Linked DNA regions of Homo sapiens: region 2 is linked to region 1. Evidence: chromatin contacts called from ENCODE Hi-C or POLR2A ChIA-PET data. All regions are on one chromosome and are shown on one strand. Each heading gives the region's core, a stretch centred on a gene start or an enhancer-like site at or near the end of the contact. The rest is flanking DNA. Distances are from core to core; before and after follow the strand shown. Region 1 overlaps PALLD (palladin, cytoskeletal associated protein). Region 2 overlaps PALLD (palladin, cytoskeletal associated protein).

The links. Hi-C counts contacts between places; a loop is a spot of excess contacts on that map. ChIA-PET counts read pairs that join two places held with the same protein, here RNA polymerase II (POLR2A). Pooled maps may share reads with other maps.
Region 2: a loop to region 1 is called in a map of PC-3, with 2.1 times the contacts of the local background. The contact joins two enhancer-like sites. A Hi-C loop is called at or near these places in 1 of 168 maps with a recorded cell type or tissue (PC-3), 1 of 37 single-sample maps with no recorded cell type and 1 of 50 pooled maps. POLR2A ChIA-PET finds 5 or more read pairs at or near these places in 4 of 52 experiments (AG04450, H1, HCT116 and 1 more).

Annotation. Positions count from the first base shown.
Region 1 is chr4:168,535,347-168,542,948 of GRCh38, reverse strand. The region is part of intron 2 of PALLD (palladin, cytoskeletal associated protein); the gene reads right to left. LOC124900807 (a long non-coding RNA gene) reads left to right here. Exons shown (of 2, transcript XR_007058359.1): 2 at 5,163-7,602. Among named protein-coding and RNA genes, the nearest start is that of PALLD, 42 kb to the right of the region's middle. Within about 2 kb of position 2,713, at least 4 of the 41 ENCODE cell types and tissues checked have a DNase peak (open chromatin) inside an H3K27ac peak, as active enhancers do; they include HCT116 and PC-3, where a contact is called at or near this core.
Region 2 is chr4:168,580,857-168,588,458 of GRCh38, reverse strand. All of the region lies in intron 2 of PALLD (palladin, cytoskeletal associated protein), which reads right to left. The region is part of intron 1 of LOC124900807 (a long non-coding RNA gene); the gene reads left to right. Among named protein-coding and RNA genes, the nearest start is that of PALLD-AS1, 64 kb to the left of the region's middle. Within about 2 kb of position 2,743, at least 6 of the 41 ENCODE cell types and tissues checked have a DNase peak (open chromatin) inside an H3K27ac peak, as active enhancers do; they include HCT116 and PC-3, where a contact is called at or near this core.

The DNA.
Region 1 (7,602 bases), core at 1,464-3,963:
TGAGGAGCCAGGTGAATCCAGTGGGCTGGTGGAGACTGTCTGGAAATGGCCCTTGCTCTGGGTCCAGCCACGTAGAGGGCAATGACGCAACAAGGCCATCAGATAGGCCCAAACCTTTTTAAGGATGTGAAAGATTCCCACCCAAGGTTGGTATCTGCCTAAGCTCTCTCTCTCTCTTTCTCTCCATATATATATATATATATATATATATATATATATATATATATATATGGAAAGGTTAGCTGGGAGAAACATGTAAACCATATATATATATATATAGAGAGAGAGAGCTTTACATAAATATATAGGGAGCCTTACATATAGCTTTACATAAGTAGTCATGGTATAATTTTTCTGTTTATGGAAACTGCTGGATTGTGGTTGTGGTTGATATAAAGTGCCAAGTTAGGTAAAAGACTAGTTTCCTAGGTGGGAGCACTCAACAAAGTACTTCAGAATTCTTTGCCACTAAAAACCTGCCACAATAATTGTTAATAGGGTGCAGCAGTTTTTTTTTTAATTTATTTTAAAAAATTTTCTTTTTTCTCTCTGTTGCCCAGGCTAGAGTGCAGTGGTATGATCATAGCTCACTGCAGCCTCGAACTCCTAGGGTCAAGTCACCCTCCCATCTCAGCCTCCCGAGTAGCTGGGACCACAGGCACAACCCACCATGTCTAGCCATGAGTGGCGGTTTTAGTTACCATAAAACCACAGATCCCAGAGACAAACTGCTCAGGCTAGAGTCTTGGACATGTCATTCACTACCTGGGTGACTGACACATTACTTATCCTTGCTGTGCCTCAGTTTTCTCACTTGCAAAACGTGGATAACAGCAGTATAACCTTAAAGGTGTGTGTATGTGTGTGTTTGTGATGATGAGACCAGTTTGGGAAACATACACATACGAATTTGAGCACATAGTGATAACGCAAATGTTAGGGTAGATCCACCACCACTTTCCCCTCACCTCTGCAACTCAAATGTCAGCTTCAAAAGGCAGGCATTTTTGTCTCTTTTGTTCACTCCTGTATTCTGGGCATCCTGAACAGTGTCTTCACTGAGTAGGTGCTCAATAAATATCTGTTGACTGGAAGGGACACTTTTCAACATTTTTATTTTTTTGCAACATATAATTGGGCAATCAAATGGCTTATATTTCTTTAAAGACTGGATCTATTATAAAATGAGTAAGAGAGGCTGGGCATGGTGACTCATGCTTGTAATTCCAGCACTTTGGGAGGCTAAGGTGGGCGGATCACTGGAGGTCAGGAGTTTGCGACTAGCCTGGCCAACATGGTGAAACCCTGTCTCTACTAAAAATACAAAAAAATTAGCCAGGTGTGGTGGCGAGCGCCTGTAATCCCAGCTACTCAGGAGGCTGAGGCAGGAGAATCGCTTGAACCTGGGCCTCATGCCACTGCACTCCAGCCTGGGCGACAGAGTAAGACTGTCTCAACAGATAAATAAATAAATAAATAAATAAATAAATAAATAAATAAATAAAATGAGTGAGAGTGTAAAATAAATACAACCCAATTCCCAGTTAGTTTTAGTTTACAATAAAATATGTCACAACTAACAAGACAGTCTAAGAGAGGACGTTTTTATAGGATGGGGGCTGAATTTTGTTGTTGGATGTGCTGTCATCTGAACACTTCTCATATGAGAAAAAAGCAAAAATAAAGAAACCAAGTAAAAACCCGAATAACACAAACAGATAAAGAATGAGTGCAGTTACCTCCCTGAATATTTATCCCCATCTTGAGCCCTGAATAATTCATTGACGCTTAAGTAACAGTGAGTCAACATATCTGCGTAAATATGACAATGTGTTTGTGCCACATTTTCCATTGTTTTCTTTTAAGTATAAATTTCATAGAACTGAAGTGTACTTATTAGCAGGGAGGCTGCAATCATCTTTGCCCACAGGGAATTTGGAGACTAACTACCGTCTCCATGATAGGTCAACAATTTAGAGTATATCTATAACCCTTCCACAAAAATGCAATGAGAGATGAAGGCTGGGGTGAGGTGAGAAGGAATGCCAAATACAAACTCCAACTCCTTACAGCTAATTTAATAATTTTGCAGTGAAAAATGGCTTTTTATCATCTCAGGAGCAAGTGCTTTTTTTTTTTTTTCTTCCCACCTGCTAAAAACTCTTTTCATTAAAAAGGGGGCTTGGAGTGCCTTTGCTTTGATGTAGGAGAATGTGTAATACCTGCAATATTTCTTGGCTAGAGAAAAATTGTTTTCATTTTCCAATGCTAATGACTCATTAAAAAGCAAAGTAAGAAGATAAAAATAAAGAAGAATGTAAAAACAAACATACATGCATACTTTTTGCTCTTTTTTTAAAAAAATGCGCAAACTGAAACTCATTTAAAATAATTTTTTTTCCAGGCTCTTGTCTAACTGAAATAGAATTATCACCATTCGACATGGCCCTTCAATCCTAAAACCCGTTTCAGAGTAAAAACATAATTAGCATGAACCCTAAGGACAGAAAGAGGGTGAGGTGGTTTCTGTAGTTTTGTGTTTCGGAAACAGAAAGAAGCCTAGAGAAAGACACAATGACTGTAACAGGCACAAATCAAATGAATCACCCACTCGCATGCTGGGAAAGCCTTTCTGATCTTTTAAGCTTGCCTGTAATTTATTTTTGGAGCCTCTGCCTGTGAATGTGAAACGTTGAGATGGAATCTGATAGTAGTCGCCTATGACGACTATGGAAGTCACTGTGGAAAGCCTTCATGGAAACCAGCTAGAGCATCTGCTAATGAGAAAATCGTTAGGGCTCATGTCGCAGCACAGACTGGGATGACTTGGTCATAATACGGTGCCATAATTAACATTCTTTTTCAGCTTCAGGTGCCTTTAAGGTCTTGGACTACACTATAGTTGGTTTACATCATAAAAAAGTATGACATGGACATAAAGATGGCAACAGTAGACATTGGGGATTACTAGAAGGGGGAGGGAGGGAGAAGGGAAGGGGGTGAGAAACTAACTCTTGGGTACTATGCTCAATACCTGGGTGACCAGATCAATCGTACCCCAAGCCTCAGCACCACGCAATATACCCATGTAACAAACCTGCACGTGTACCCCCTGAATCTAAAAGTTGAAATTATTTAAAAAAATAAAATAAAGTATAATAAATCTGAATTATATGCAGCTGTGTTTTAGTTTGGAAGAATCAACAGGGTACCAACGGGGATGAAAAAGATAATTTTGAGCTTTGATGAGACTGTGTGTTGCATTTTCATAAATTAACTATGAAAAGAAATTGTGAGAGGCCTTTGCACAACCTTTAGGTTTTCCAAAGCATCTTTATTTATTTATTTATTTATTTATTTATTTATTTATTTATTTATTTTTATTTTTTGAGACAGTCAGTGGCGCCATCTCGGCTCACTGCAACCTCCGCCTCCCGGGTTCAAGCGATTCTCCTGCCTCAGCCTCCTGAGTAGCTGGGATTACAGGGGTGCGCCACCACGGGTGGCTAATTTTTGTATTTTTAGTAGAAATGGGGTTTCTCCATGTTAGCCAGGCTGGTCTCGAACTCTTGACCTTGTTATTCCCCTGCCTCGGCGTCCCAAAGTGCTGGGATTACAGGCGTGAGCCACCGCGCCCGGGCAGGACTCGTAATTTTTAAAGCTGAAACCCCTTGACGTGGGGTCTGAAAACTTAGATCTGAACTCAACTTGTATCATTTCCTAGCTGACAAATTATGGAAAAGTTACTTAATTTCTCTAAGCCTCAGTTTTCCTTATTTGTAAAATGGGATAGCACAGCTGTAGTAAGGATGAAACAAAATAAGGTGTGCCATTGAAATTCATCCCTCAGGTAGTAGGTACTCACAATGTTCTTAACAATTTCAAATTATAATTCTATGAGCTAGTTTTATGACACACTATACATTTATCTAAATCTGTGAAATGCCTGTTTTTCACGCCCATAAGATCAGCCTTTTTAGGGGCTGGGGGAGGGCTAAATTCTGAACCACATGAACACGAAGTCGTAGCATCCAAAACTTGGAACATATGTGTTTCGGAAACAGAGAGAGAATCCTAGAGAAAGACACAATGACTGTAACAGACACCAATCGCGGGTAATCACCCACTTGCACAATGGGAAAGCCTTTCTGATCTTTTAAGCTTGCCTGTAATTTATTTTTGGAGCCTTTGCCGGTGAATGTGAAACGTTGAGATGGAACCTGGGACTTTAGAGTTGGGAGACGTTTTTTCTCCTAAGGTCTGGAATTATTCCAAAAGCATTCCCAATGTAATTTAAAATTCAATAAGAAACCAAGATTTATTTTATGTTCAGCTTTGTACAATTGTGTCTCTTCTGGAATGACCTGTCACAGAATGAGCGCAGGTATAATAACTGAATCATAAGGTCATTTGAAAAACAAGGTCTATGGCTAAAATGGACTGAATTTTATTATTTTATTTAAAATTTATTTAAAATAAAATTTTATTTTATTTTATTTTATTTAAATTTAAAACAAATTGTTCTGAACTTGGAATGTCATGACTGTAGGAATTATATTAAGCAATTTCTCATTCGGTTAAATCTTTCAATTTTCTTTGTATACTTACCTTTTCATTTTAAGGGCAAAGCCTTTAAAACATTTTATTAGATTCCAGATAGAAAAAAGGAAGTGGATTGTTTACTTACTCAGAATAATTCCCTGGATCTATACTTCAAATCATGAGGCACATTTTATAATTCTATACATTTTCAATTATCATTCCCGTTTTGCTTCTACTTATTTTTAAAATCCTACTTAATACCCTACTTGCTTAAGCAAATACTTCAGTATATACTTATGATGCCTATGTATAAGCACAATTCAAATAAAAACACAGCTTGTTTTGGTATTGCCACTCTTGTGTGTTAAAACAGGGAAAAGATCCAAGAATATAAAATATGTCACAGAAAGTTTCCTTACTGGTTATTCTCACCTGAAGGGGGATAGAATTCAATTTATTACTGCTGTAACAGGTTAAACATGAATGTGGCCATAGGCACCAAATATGTTGAACTGGTTTTAAAGAAAATAAACTTTCCCTTTTCCTGAACCTTTCATCCATTTTGAAGCTTTGAACTACTTAGATAAAAATTTCCCTCTCATTTTTGTCTGCCTTTGTAGTCTGACTTTGAGCCAGGACTTGAAGCAGACACTATGGCTCATGCAGAAAAGAAACTTCTTCCCACAAGACTGCCAGCGAAATTTTGCAGACTCAAGATGTTCGGAGAGTTTGGACAATCATCACAGTTTTTGGACGCCTATCTGAGGTAAACATAAAGCCAAACCTTGACAGTCTCATTAGTAGTGTAAGTATGATTCAATATGAGGAATTTCTGCTCTTGGCTGGTTGATATAAGATAATTATAAGATTTCTTAATTGAAATTTAATTGGAGATACAAAGTGATACATGGCACTTTGTAAAGCATCACAGCTAAACAATTTGCTCCAGTATACCAGATGAGCAGAAAACAAATCAATACATTCTTAGAACTGCTAAGTGAAAATTATGTAGAATAATTGCTTCAATCATTGAAAATACAATTTTTTAGCAGTATGTTTGTGTAACCAAAAGTATGTTATTAGTTATTGAGTGAGTAAAGCATTTGTCATCACAGTTTGCACTTGAAAGGGTTACAGGTAAGAGCTGTTTTTTGTGCCCAATTATTTCCTCAGTCCTGTGTTCTCACCCTAAGCAACTTAATGAAATTGGAAAGGCATATCCTTTTAGAAATGTATCTGTAGTAAAGATAATTTGAAAGCACTAAACTCTAGAAAATCTTTTCCGCTGGGCGCGGTGGCTCACGCCTGTAATCCCAGCATTTTGGGAGGCCGAGGCAGCGGATCACAAGGTCAGGAGATCAGACCATCCTGGCTAACACGATGAAACTGTCTCTACTAAAAATACAAAAAAATTAGCCGGGCGTGGTGGCAGGCGCCTATAGTCCCAGCTACTCGGGAGGCTGAGGCAGGAGAATAGCTTGAACCCCGGAGGTGGAGCTTGCAGTGAGCCGAGATCGCGCCACTGCACTCCAGCCTGGGAGACAGAGTGAGACTCCGTCTCAAAAAAAAAAAAAAGAGAGAACCTTTTCAATGCTGATGTAGTTAGGCTTTGTGTCTCCACCTAAATCTCACCTTGAATTGTAATCCCATAATCCCCAAGTGTCAAGGGAGAGACCAGGTGGAGGTAATTGAATCATGGAGGTCGTTTCCCCCATGCTGGTCTCGTGATAGTGAGTGAGTTCTCGCGAGATCTGATGGTTTTATAAGGGGCTCTTCCTCGCTTTGCTTGACATTTCTTCCTGCCTTGTGCTGCGTTGTGTGGAAGGTGTCTTGCTTTCCCTTTGCCTTCCGCCATAATTGTAAGTTTCCTGAGACCTCTCCAGCCATGAACTGTGAGTCAGTTAAACCTCTTTCCTTTATAAATTACCTAATCTCAGGCAGTTCTTTATAGCAGTGTGAACACGGTCAAATACAAATGCTAGAATGTTTCAAAAGGTAATCCCAGGATGGTAATAATGCAGGAGGGCAATGCTCTGTGGCTTAATGCCTTAGGTGCCCAGAGACCTTTATCCTAAACAGAGGGAAAACCTTGTTACAGGGTTTGTTGCAAACTGAGAAGAAAGCCTTCTGTAGCATGTCATTTCCTTTCGTTTTGTTTTGCTGGAAGGGCAACAGGAATCTATTTGGGTTAAAGGACAGGCAGAAGTGGAACATCAGAAGTCAGGGGTCTTTTGGGAGAGTCCTGAGTAGCAGGAGTCATAGATCTGGAATAATTAGATTATTAAAATGAACACTTGAACAAAGGGGAACAGAAAGCTGTTAACCTTAAGAAAAGATTCCAGACAATTCTGTTTGACTCTCTTTTTTATCAAAACAAATAAAGGAGTATAAGTTAAAATGTATTCAGTGAAGTCTCTAACCGGCACCAAGGTACTGAGAGTTCTTTAAGTGTTCTTGTAAATTACACACCACGTTGCTTATGTGATTATTAATGCGATGATGTAATAGTTGTATTTTTATGTACAAAGAATACGAGCCTGGATTGTGTGCTAAATTCCTGCTTTTGCTCACTTACCCCTTATAGACAGCATAAAGGAGGACTCTTGGTCAGATATTTGTAGAGGTGGCTATAGTTCCCTTTATTTGCCTAAACTTGCTGAGTTTCTTAAGAGGGATGCAATGGGTGTTCAAATGGAACAATTCTCACCGTGGTGGCTTCAGTATTGCAAGGTGTTAAACACCCCATCCTACTAAATGCCACAATCACTTTCCATCCATTGTGATACCCACCATGTGATAACTCTGCACATTTCCAATCTCTTCTTGGAAAGTGGTATACGCATACACCCCTGAAGTCTTCCCCTAGCCCCAGCCACCACCATATAAGAACCACTGGCCTAGGATATGTGGGTTCGGTTATCTGAATCTCAATTACAGAAAATCAACAGCACTTCTGGTAGTAGAAGGTAACCCAGTTAAGAATTAAAAAGTATAGACTGTAGTTTGAATACTGAATCTTTTGGAAAATCATTGAATTATTTGAACCTCAGTTTACTCATC
Region 2 (7,602 bases), core at 1,494-3,993, 45 kb before region 1:
GCACTCCAGCCTGGGTGACAGAGTGAGACTCTGTCTCAAAAAAAAAATAAAAAGTATCTGAAACTATTTCCATTTCTCTCTCAAAATCTGCAGACAACCATCTGAGGGTGACTAGGTGAATAAATCTTCTTTAAGGTGCTCCTCTCTTTCCCAACCCCACATTTCTTCAACATTTGAAAATTCTCACAATAATGGGCCAGTTTCATAGCTCAGGGTGTTTGGCTCCAGGAATTTTTTACAAATCCATCCTCCCAGGGCTCACAGTGATCCTGGTAGGAAACTGGGAATGGGGTCAAGGGAGAAGAAAAGCAGAGCAGTGGCTCTCAATCTCACAAACTGCTGAGAGGAATGGGCACTCCGCAGACATTCCCAGGCCCCATCGAGACTGACCCAGATCCAAGAGCGCCAGTTAGCACCAGATTTGACTTCAGAATGACTCAACGGAGTTTCTGCCTCAAGGGGTTTAGCCCTGGAGAAAGGCACCAGGAGACTCCCTTCTTGTGACACGCCTCGCAGTCTCATCTCCTGTCCACTTCCCCTCCTGCTTGCAGCCTTACCTTCCCACTTGAATCTCCCCTGCACCCCCCTGAAGAGCGCTCCACTGTATTTTAATGAATCATCTGAGTGCTGTTAGGCCAAGTGGTGACTCAGTTTTTTGGCTATTGGGGATGGCAGGAGAGTTCTCTTAACTCAGTTTTGTGGATTTCTGTATGGTGGAAAATGGGAGGAGGTGGTGAAATCCTTAGTCTTAGTAGCACTGGTTAGGGAATTGCTACAGCAGGGGAGAGGTAGAATAGGGAAAAAAGCAGCTGGCCAGGGATAACCTTAGCCATGCACAAGGCAAGCTGAGGTTTGAGAAAAAACGGAAAAGTTGGGAGATGCTGGCACAGCTGTCCTTCATAACCGCCTTCACATCCGCTCTCCCTAGCACTGAAGCCTCCCTGCGCTTTGGAGTCCCTGGCAGAGACTGGTTTGGGCAGTCTTTCCAGTGAAATCTGGTGAGCTGTCTGCTGCTTTAGCCAAGGAGTCCTGCTACTGAATGACATAAACAGTTCCCTTTCTTCAAGGGTGAAAGTATATTGGTGTGTTCTAGCAAACCAAGCAAAACGTGAAAAATATTTCAATTTTTAGGTGGCATTTGGTCAAGTGATTGCCTATGTGGTCTTCAAAGAATGTCTCCACTGGGGATTGACTATCATGATGCCAGAATTTTCCAAATCCCTAGACTCTTGAAGATCTTTCTAGCTGCTATCATTTGAAAGCTTAGCAGATTGTTGTTTATATCTACACACCCGCATTCTTCAACATCAGCACTGCAGGCATTTTGGGCTGGAGAATTCTTTGTCGTCGGGGGGTGTCCAGGGCACTGTGGGATGTTTAGCAGCTTCTCTGGCTTCTACTCTCTAGTACACCCCTCTCCCAGTGGTGACAACCGAAATGTCTCTAGGCATTGACAAATGTCTTCTGAGCAGAAGCGCAGCTCTGCAAAGAGACTGTCTAGGATACTAGACTTTTCCTTTTTACTCACTCTCTTATCGCATGGTACCCCTAGCTATGTCTCCTTGCCCTGAGGGAACGTTCGATTTTTTTTTAAGGAAATTCAGGAGAAAATATTTTTTAATTCCACAAAAGAATTAATGCAGAATTGAGAGACTGAACTGATGATGATTTGGTATATAAGGGTTTGAAAGACCTCTAATGTTTAAATTAGGCTTGTTCCATGGATGTCCAGAGTGCCCTGGAAAGCATGACCCATTTGAACCCAGGAAGCAATCAGCTCTGCCACCAGGAGCACTGGGCAGCCATATGATCAGAAACTGGGTTTACAGTTCAAACCCAGTACTGGGTTCTAATCCATACTTGCACAATGATTCAGCTTACGTTTTAGCTTGGCAGTTCTAGAAATCTCTGGCTATCTCAGTTTTACCAGTTCTAAAGTAAAGAGAGGGATTCGCTCCTCCTCTCCCTCCCACAATTCCCAAATTAGTGATCAACGACAGCAAAACGAATTGGGTCCAGCATGTAGACAGTGGTGAATTCTGGACTTTGCTGGGCAAGGGAATCTCAAGTTGAGGCTCAATTGTGAGGTGTAACAAGGTGTGTAAAAAAAAACGTTCTCTATATTCTTAAGAAGGGAGTTGCTACATAAATTTGGGGCATATCTAATTCCTAATGGTTTACCAGGAGTTTGGGAATACTGGAATCAAGGGGTGAAGAGTCTCAGCTTTTCTTTTTTGTGGGGCCGGAAGTAGTAGCTTGATAGGCACTGCTTAGAAAGCCTTTTTTTTTTTTTTTTTTTTTTTTTAGGTCTCTTGAGGACCTGGAGAAGCGATGTAGTATACTAAAGATATCTTAAAGTGCTCAAACACTCTGGCTAAATAAAAATTTCTCAAGACATTTCTTTCCAACTCGAACAAAATTACCAAAATATGAGGACATTGGTAACATTTAAACAGCAACCTTAATAGACCTATAATAGTAAACAATACGACTGTATTTGGTTTGAGGGAAAGAAGTTTATCTAGCTAATGCTATTTTCCTGACATTCTACCAATGCAAAGGACCCTGGATCCAATACTTTAATATGTCATTGTGTGGAAATCTCAGCTCTGGCCTCTTAAGAGTACTAAGAAGATTCCCCAAGCTAACTCTGACATTGTTTGGGAAACTTGGCTCCTAAGAGCAGGCGTGGGCTGCTTGGTTCCACCCTGGGCTGGGGAGCTTTTCAACTGGTATTGTGTCCACAGGCTCCCTCAGCTGGTGTCTCCGAAAACGACAGGCTGCTCCTCATACTGTCCTGAGCGCTCAGAATTAAACTGATGGGGCCAGGGGCACACTCAGTGCCTGCGCTGGGGACTGGATCCCAGGCCCCCCTCTGTTTTCTCTTCTATCTAAGAGTGCCTTCGTGCATAGACATGACAGCATTGATGAGCTGTGGGATGGCTGCAATCCCTACTTCATAAAAAGATGTGGGTCAGTAGAGAGAGGTGGGAGGAGAGGCATAAGGCTGGTTGCAAATCTCTTTTCTGTGACCTGCCAGTATAATTGAAGCTACATTGTTAGTTACACCTCATCTATGAAATGGGTTACACCTCATCTATGAAATGGGTTAATCATTTCCTCTCCTACACGGACACACACACACACACACACACACTCACACTCATATATTCTCATGGTCACACACACACACTACTCATAAGGATGTTGTGAGAATTAAACAAGATAATGGTTATAAAACCACTTGATAAACTGCAATATGTCATAAAATTTTGAAACTATTGTTTTTGTTGTACATCATGAGCAGTATGTCCTGTGTTCCTACATCTTTTAGAGACCATTCAATACATTTGGAATCTATTACCAAATAGAAATAGTTTCCAAAACAAACATATCTATCTTCTTGTCAGTTAGAATTAGTCAAATTTTTATCATAAATAACTATTATTATATAAACCAGTTATATGGGAACTGGTGTAAAATAGCCAAGAAAGGGGGGAACTCTACTAGACATTCCAAATAAATGTGTAGTTTCTTCATGTGTGTGTGCATGGGTACTTTGTTGAGGGAATATTTTGCTCACCATTGGCCTAGAATAAATGTTTGTTAAATGAATGAAAGAAAATATACATTATATAATGACTTTCCATCAAACAGTCCCCCTCAAGTTTATCCATATTCTCAGCCATGGCAGGATTTTCCATCACACATGGTCCACATTTGAATGTTCATATTCAGAAACACGGCTGGGTGAAACTAAAGTTTACTCATTTTTGGATGGCAGAAACAAACCACAGATTGAAATAGAAGACATTGTAAGCAATGTGTCTGACATACTTGGTGACTAAGATAGAAAACAATTCCTTAGATGCCTTAAAAGTGACATTTATTTTATATATCCAACTTTTCATGAAGGCAATCACACAAATTAAGATTGTTAACACATACTCTAATGAAGGATTAAGTAGAAATTTAAATGGAAAGATGACAAAATCCAAAATAACAATTTTTGGTTGAGATCCAAGAAAGATGACTTATGAACACATTTCTTTGTTTAATGCCAGACCCAGTAAAAGTACCATCTTGGTTATCTGGCATCTGTTCCATGCCTATTGGCATTCTTAACGCACACTGTAATGATACAGTGGTTCAGCAGAGGGATGCTTACACTTTGTTGAAATCTGAATATATTAATTTTAATTGCTTTAAATTAAAACTGAAGACGAGGTAAAAAAAAAAAAAACCTGATGGTCTTAGAGTACTATATAAGCTGGTGCTAGATTTTACCTGATGTCTATACATAATGATTTCCAATTATGCAAAGCCACATTGGAATGGGACAAAATAAAAGTGGGATAGGGATAGAATCTGATATTTATTTGGTTCCTTCTTTGTGTTAGACACTTTATGTGCCATTTCATTAGCTTCATATGCACCCACGCACAGAGTTTCATGCTCCTTATTTCAGAGATGAGAAATTTTGGGCTCAGAAAATTTAATTGCATGTACTAGAACTGGTAGAGAAAAAATGGAAACTATGCCTTTCTTGGTGGTGGGGAATACCACCACCTCAGTTTGGATTGGAAGGTTGGAAGAAAGAAAAGATATCGAAGGAAAGTAGACCTGAGAACTAGGCTTGGTAAACAGACAAGGTCCCATTGGCCACCCAGCAGAGCAGAAGTATAGAGTAAAAGCACATTGGTAGGAAAAGAAAAATATTATCACAGATATCCCAAGGGCTGAGATGTGTAATATTTAGTCCATTAGTCCATTAGCCTTAAATGGAAAATAAATATTCTTTTCAAGTGAAGTAAATCTTGAGTCTCCCTCTTTATCCAACTCCATCAAACTGATTGGTGCACTGGAAATATTTCCAGAGGAACCCAGACTAGGAAATAAGTCTGGTGCATGAAGATGACGGTCTATGTAATCTAGAACCTTTCTACTCCAAGTGTGATATGCAGACCAGCAGTATCAGTACTCCCTGGGAGCTCTTTGTGATTGTGGAATCTCAGTCTCCAGCCCAGACCTGCTGAATCGAAATGTGCTTGGAAAACTCCTCAGGTGATTCGTATGCACATTAATGTTTGAGAAGCACTGATCTAGAATAAAATTTTTTAGTTTCAGCATCATCTATTCACTTTCACATACTTTTTAGATAATTATAAAGGATATTTCACTTTATTCATCCATACCATACACATAGCAAAATATTGTAGGAACAATATCTTAGATTTCACTGTTTCTCATCCTCCTAACTTTTCCTAATAAAACAAAAAGAAATGTCTCTGTATTTATTTTAGTTTTGTACATATTCTACTTGGTCTTTTCTCTTGTTCCTAAAGACTATATGATAAGTACATTAGGGCTGAAATATATAGAAGAGAGTTAAAGTCCTATCAGGGAGGGAAAATGAGAAAGTACGCTGCTAATAATGAGTATGCTGTTTACTCTTTTATTATCAACTCTAATAATTTCTTTGTCCCAGTACTTCCTGGCTTTCAATGAACAGTAAAGTACTGGAACCAAGGAATTTGTTCAATTAAGAGTGCAAAGCCTTTCATTTATCAGGCACTGGCTTAGGTTGGAGGCAACTATGCATATAACATTATATTTTCCCACAACAAAATACCAGCAAACCAAATTCATAGCATATTAAAAGGATCATACATCAGGATCAAGTGAGATTTCTCCCTGTGATGCAAGAATAATTCAACATATGCAAATCAATAAATGTGACATACCACATTAACAGGATGAGGGATAAATATTATCTGATCATCTCCATAGATGCAGAAAGAACATTTGACAAAATTAACTCCTTTCATAAGAATTCTCAACGAGATAGGTATCAAAGAAATGTTCCTCAATATACTAAAGGCATATATGACAAGCCCATAGCTAACATCATAAACAGCGAAGAAATGAAAGCTTTTCCTCTAAGATCAGAAATTCAACATAGTACAGGAGGTCCTAGCCAGAGCAATTAGGCAAGAAAAAGGAATAAAAGGGATTCAGATCACAAAAGGGAGAAGTCAAATAGTCTCTGTTCACAGATGATCTGATCTTTTATATAGAAAGCCCTAACGACTCCACAAAAAATCTGATAAACAAATTCAGTAAAGTAGCAGGATACAAAGTCAACATACAAAAGTCAGTTGTGTTTCTGTACACTAACAATGAACTATATGAAAAAGAAATTAAGAAAACAATCCCATTTACAATAGCATAAAATCAATAAAATACCTAAGAAGACATTTAATCAAGGAGGTGAAAAATCTGGACACACTGAGAACTATAAAACAGTAATGAGAGCAGTAAGATACTTGCATAAAAACAGACATATAGACCAATGAAACATAGTAGAGAACCCAGAAATAAACCCATACATATATGGACAGTTGGTCTTCAACAAGGGTGCCCAAATTACATAATGGGGAAAGGACAGTTTCTTCAATAAATGGCACTAGAAAAACTGGATATTTATATGCAGAAGAAGGAAAGTAGACCCTTACCTCACTCCACATACAAGGTCAACTAAAAGTGAATTCAAGATTTAAATGTAAGACATGAAACTGTAAAACTACTAGAAGACAACATAAAAAAAAACCTTGACATTGGTTAGGCAATGATTTTTTGATATGACCTAAAAAACATAGGCAACAAAAGTAAAAATAGTTAAATGGGATTGCATCAGACTAAAACCTTCTGCAAAGCAAAGGAAATAGTCAACAGAGTAAAGAGACAACCTAAGAAATGGGATAAAATATTAGCAAACCATAAATCTGGTAAGGAGTTAATATCCGTATATATAAGAAACTTAATTCAGTTGAGTTTACTGAGTAACTCAGTAACAATATCCCCAAATAACCCTACTTAGAAATGGGCAAAGGACTTGAACAGACATTTCTTCAAAGAAAACAAATGGCCAACAAATACATGAAAAAGCACTTGATATCACTAATCAGAGAAATGCAAATCAAAACAGCAATGAAATATGACCTCACACCTGTTAGAATGGCTACTATCAAAAAGACAAAAGATTAAGCGTTGGCAAGGGCGTGAAGAAAAGCAAACCCTTGTACACTGTTGGTGGGAATGGAAACTGGTGCAGCCATTATGGAAAACAGTATGAAGGTTGCTCAAAAAAAAAAATAGAACTAGCATAAAATCCAGCACAATCCTGCTTCCAGGTATATACACAAAGGAAATGAAATCAGTATCCTGAAGAGACATCTGCACTCCCACGTTCATGGTAGTGTTATCTACAACAGCCAAGATTTGGAAACAACCTAAGGATCTGGGTATTTTTTTTTAATATTGTAACTTTTATTTTAGGTGCAGGGGTACATGTTCAGGTTTGTAATATAGGTAAACTTGTGACTCAGTGGTTTGGTATACAGATTATTTTGTCACATGGGTACAAATCATAGTATCTGACAGTTTTTTTTTTTTCCTGAACCTCTCCCACCTCCAACCTTCTTCCCTCCAGTAGGCCCCAGTTTCCATTGTTTTCCTCCTCCTGTCCACATGTTCTCATTTTTTGGCTGCTAATTATAAGTGAGAACATGCAGTATTTGGCTTTCTGTTCCTGTGTTAGTT